Regions from separate parts of the Homo sapiens genome. Here region 2 is linked to region 1. Evidence: chromatin loops called from intact Hi-C (ENCODE). Cell type or tissue: thyroid gland. All regions are shown on one strand.

Region 1 (2,500 bases):
GAGAGCCAGACCGGGTTTGGCCTGAGGCTCTGCCATTCCCTTGGTGTGGCGTGTGTTCAGAACAAGTCCCTGAACCTTTCTGAGCCTTAGTTTCTGCATCTGTAAAATAGGAAAAATAATGCCCATCCGCATCGTTAGGATCCTTGTGAGGACTAAAGAACTAAATAAAGTGCAGAGAATTTTAGCTCCCCCTCCTTGTTTTTTTTCTTTTTTTTTTAAGCAGCTAGGCCAGGTTACAGAGGTCCCGGATCTCCTGGAGGCTGGCAGCCTTCTTTTGCGTGGTGGTGCAGGTGATCACATAGGGACTAGTGCACTTTCACAGGTTAGCAAGAAGGCCTGTGAGCTCTGCAGGGGTAAGAAGAGCCAGCACTTAGTACATGCTCAGTACACAAGGCGCGTGGTGGGTTAGACGACCCCATGAGAAGAGCCAGCAGCACTGTGTTTACAACATCTTCCTCCACACGCTGCCTGCTCACTTGCTGTTCCCATCAGTCCCCTGAGCAAGAGGCTACTGCTGCCAACCCTGTTTCAGATGAAATAGGCACAGGCATTCAGGAATTTGCCCATGGCAAGGAGTGGGCTTTGAACCCAAGCTGTCCCACCTCAGAGGCACTGGGTTTAGCCTCCGAGCTACAGTGTCCAAGGGCTGTCTGTGACAGTGCTGCAGCAGGGGCGGACTGAAAGGTGCGAAAGGAAGTTGCCTGCGATGGAGCAGCTCGAAGCATCCAGGAGGCGGCCTGGAGATGCCTTGTGGGAAGAAGTACAGGCCAGATGGAAGCAGGTAGGTCAAGCCGAGGTGGAGACCATGGCCAAGGGGATCTTTTTTATAAAAAAGGAAGATCACTTAAAACAGAGGTCAGAGCTAGGCAGAGTCAGGACCATGGGGTGTTGTGAGTGGACAAAGGATCAAGGCTCCACAGACACCTCTGGCCCCGTCGCCTGCTGCCCACAGCTTCCATAGGTGTGGATCATGATGGCCTTACGAAGATGAGAGAGAGAGAGGCAGTCAGAGAGGTGGGGGAGGAGAGAGAAGGAGGCAGGCAGAGAGAGAGAGTGGGAGAGAGAGAGAGAGGCAGAGAGAGAGAGGGAGGAGAGGTGGGAGGAGAGAGGCAGGCAGAGAGAGAAGGGGAGAGAGAGAGTTGGGAGGAGAGAGAGAGGCAAGGAGAGAGGGAGAGGGAAGGGGAGAGAGAGAGAGGCAGGCAGAGAGAGAGGGAGAGGGAGGGGGAGAGAGAGAGGCAGAGGGAGAGGGAGGGAGAGAGAGAGACAGAGAGAGAGGGAGAGGGAGGGAGAGAGAGAGGCAGAGAGAGAGGGAGAGGGAGGGAGAGAGAGAGGCAGAGAGGGAGGGAGAGAGAGAGGCAGAGAGAGAGGGAGGGGGAGAGAGGCAGAGAGAGAGAGGGAGGGGGAGAGAGAGAGGCAGAGAAGGGGGGAGAGAGAGAGGGAGGGGGAGAGAGAGAGGCCGTCAGAGAGGGAGGGCAGAGAGAGATGGGCAGAGAAAGAGAGAGGGAAAGGGTGAGAGACAGAGGCAGGCAGAGAGTGAGAGGGTGGGGAAAGGCAGGGAGAGAGAAACAGAAAGAGAGAGAGAGGGAGGAGAGAGAGAGAGAGAGAGAGTAAAGCAGGCAGCTAGAGAGGGATGGGGGAGAGAGGGAGAGGGGCAGCCAGGGAGAGAGGGTTGGGGGAGAGAGGGAGGGAGGAAGGGAGAGAGAGAGAAAGAGAGACGGAGGGAGAGAGACAGAGTCTTGCTCACAGCAAGCACAGAGTGCAGCAGTGCCAGGGAAGCAGCTTCAGCCCCAGGAAGTCACTGAGTGGAGAAAAGGGTGTGGGGTGAGGGCGCCTGTCAGGGAGACCTTGGGCGAAGGTGTGGATGAAGGGGGGCCTTGCTGGAAATGAACCGAGGGTCACCCTTGCTGGGAAGTAAACCGAGGGTCGCACACAGGACTCAGGCTATGAGCATCTTTCAGAGGCCCCATTGTCTTGGCTCTCACCCCGGTGCCCCACAGCGCCCTTGCCTCCTGCCTATCCCATGTCTCGTCCCTGGAGGTTGGGTTCAGACGTCTGGCAGGTTTTCCTGCACTACTAATCACCAACTTGAATCCAAAGTCCTCAACTTCAGTCTCAAGGGTGTTCCTTGCCTCTGGCTGGGGAGAGGAAGCTCATCTGTCAGAGGAGGATTAGGAGAAAGTCAAGTCAGTGAATGGCAGATGCCAAGAGTGGTCCTGGCAGCCACGTCCACAGGTTTCTGGGGGTGGGGGACCTCGGGGCGCTCTCTGGCTCTCCTCCAGAGAGGATGGAGGCTGCATATGCCTCTGTCTGCAATTCCCCCTCATGGCAGTCTGGATGCAATGAAAGTTTGCCGATTAGATATAGATATGCTCATTAATGTGAATATGTAGATGAAGGTCATTGTTCACACATTACCTTCATTACATTAGCTATTCTCCATTAATTTGTTTCCCCAAAACTGTTCCAAATAAAAGAACATCTTATGGCGGGAGGGTGGGGC
Region 2 (2,500 bases), 430 kb after region 1:
AAACAACATGGTTTAAAGATGTGGTTCCTGGACCTGGTTGCATATTGCAATTACCTGCGACCTTTGGAAAGGCACTGACCCCTGCCTGCAGAGACACTGATCCAATTAGTCTGGGGTGAGGCCCAGGCATCAGTATTTTTTTTAAGGTCCCCTGGTGATCCTGATGTGTGGCCAGGGCTAAGAAACACTGGCTCAAAAGAAATCCCCAGAACTAGCAAAAGAAAATCCAGATTTGAATTGCTATTCTGCTAGTTCTTAGCTGTATGAACTTCAAAACACAACCACTTCCTCCATTAGATAAAGAGGAAAAAGATAAAACATTGACAACACCAGCCCACTCACCTTCTAGGGCCATTATAAAAATCAATTTAGATTATGTAAGGGAAAGGCTAGGTAAAAAAAAAAAATGAAAGTCAGTATAAATTATGTTTTTACTTAAGGAATAACTCAGAGCAACATTAAATTCTCCTATGCTGAGAACCCTGAGACAAAGCACAGAAGCAGCCTAAGAAGCGAGAATGATGAAAAAAATCAGGAAAAAAGGGTTGTGATTCTGGGTTTTAGCTACAAAGCCAACGTACAGCCTTCCTGCCTCCTGACTATGAAACCAGTGATTTGTGATTTGAGCTTAAATCTCTTTATGATATAAAATGAAAATGTTCTGGGCTCAGGACAATTAGCTAGAGAAGCCCATGATTTTACAGGTTGGAGCTGGAACTGAAGCCCCATGCCTGCCCATGACTTCAGAAGAAGATTTAATCTACAGGCATTTACTCCTCGCGGAAATGGAAGAGGTGACTCTTGGGGATGGGAGGCAGGAGACTGGCCAACAGGAAAGTGTCCAGGTCTTTGTCCTGAAGAAGCTCATCACACAAACTGGAAGGTGAAAATCAAAAGCGACATATTTGCTAATGGGACAAACAAGAGGAAGCCGCTCAGTTCTAAGGAGACGCGGTGCGTGATGGGTTCTGAGTCCCGGCGCCGTGGCCTGTGTGGAAAGTCGGGTTCTGCACCGCGTACGCTGGGTGCGGTTGCAGGTGGACAGCAGCTTCCCTTGCCACGTGCAGGCGCCGAGCCAGCCTGGCTCCCCGACCCACGCACCCTGTGCCCCCAGGTGCCAGCTCTTGCATTACAGGAGCCCACATGACCGGGTCTGAAAAGAACCTAAAAGTCACTGTCTCACAGAGTATTTGATAATTTTTAGCATTTCTATTCACAGCCTAGCTTTCTCTGGAGCATCTCACGAGACGTCAGAGTGCGATTCTAAGAGTGCAGAGGAGCGCTCGACAGCCCGCAGGTGCAGGGCGGGGCGGGTGGCTGTGCCCGGGCTGAGAGGAGCGGGTGGGGCCCGACTGCCCATCCAGGGCGCTGCTCTCTGGGCCTGGGCCTCAGCTGCGTGGGCTCTGCTTCCCTCTGTTGGTGTGGAGCGGGAAGGAAGGAATCTTCCCAGGCAAAAGGGGCAGCGAGCAGGGCAGGTGAAGGCTCTACTATCCTCAGATGCAAGAATTCCTGCAGAGTGACTGGGGGCGGGCGCAGGGGCCTGCAGCTCTGGGGTCCGTGGCTCAGGAAAGACTGAAGGCTGCCCTGCTCAGCCTCTCCTGAAGCTGAGTCGGTGCCGCTCAGGCCAGCCTGCGGCCTCCTTGGTTTGGGATAGCAATTCTATTCCCAAACGTTACATGAAAACAAACCTGAAATTGGAGAAAAAGTCCTTGTGAAATGCACAAAAGACTTACGGTTGGCTATGGAAAGAACTGTTGGGAAAATTCCCCACTTCGATTTCCTTTGCTATTTTTTATTTTCTTGTGGATGTCAGGACTCCATATTGCCCTCAGCAGTGACACGGTTTCTGGACAGGACACTGCAAACCCAGAGGTGGTTCGTCAGCACTCGGGGACAGCCTCCCATCCCTGTTGGGGCTCAGCGCGGGGCCCTGCCGGGACAGGTGCACAGACATAGCCGTCTGTGTGGCCCTCAGGGTCCCAGCCTCCACAAGCCACATTGAGAACACTGTGCTCAAGTCACACAGAGAGCAAAGTTTGTATTTGTAAATTTAAAAAAGACGAAGTGGTTCTACATCCTGATATCACAAGCAAGTTTGCTTCCAAGGAATCAGACGTATTGGATAAACTGTATCTGACAAACTATTCTCCCTAATTTATTTTAACCCCAAGTCTGTACACAGAGCAATCAGAAAGACATTTGAGATAAGGAGAGTGGGATAGGAGAGGAACGGATCTGTGGAAATCGGTGAGACGGGGAACCAAGGCACGCTCTTTTCCCTGAAACACACTCTGCAAAAGAACATTTTCCTCTGTCTTGCATGTTTATGTTTCATTTGCAAGTTCTGCTTACAGAGAAAATCTGAAGTCATAGAGACAGGATCAAGAAGATAGAGGCTCTGGATCTGGGGCCAAGACAGCCACCCTGGAGGCATCTGGAGCCAGAGGGTCCCAGCTTAGCAGCTCGGGGAAGTAAAGCCTCAAAACTGTCGTTGACATCA

What was found. A loop is a pair of places that touch in the nucleus more often than their neighbours do. Peaks named below come from ENCODE experiments on the same cell type or tissue, not always from the same donor. Only the 100,000 strongest peaks of a DNase experiment are listed, where the experiment ranks them.
Region 2: it touches region 1 in a loop (3-fold over the local background); 4 of 110 quality-filtered maps call a loop at or near these places.

Annotation. Positions count from the first base shown.
Region 1 is chr2:1,865,387-1,867,886 of GRCh38, forward strand. All of the region lies in intron 18 of MYT1L (myelin transcription factor 1 like), which reads right to left. Among named protein-coding and RNA genes, the nearest start is that of PXDN, 120 kb to the left of the region's middle. RefSeq lists an enhancer at 1-462. In thyroid gland, CTCF peaks have their summits at 1,329 and 1,546; a DNase peak (open chromatin) is centred at 1,051; H3K27ac peaks cover 2,071 bases.
Region 2 is chr2:2,290,666-2,293,165 of GRCh38, forward strand. All of the region lies in intron 1 of MYT1L (myelin transcription factor 1 like), which reads right to left. Among named protein-coding and RNA genes, the nearest start is that of MYT1L-AS1, 27 kb to the right of the region's middle. RefSeq lists an enhancer at 1,324-2,112. In thyroid gland, a CTCF peak has its summit at 1,411 (motif pointing left); a DNase peak (open chromatin) is centred at 1,356.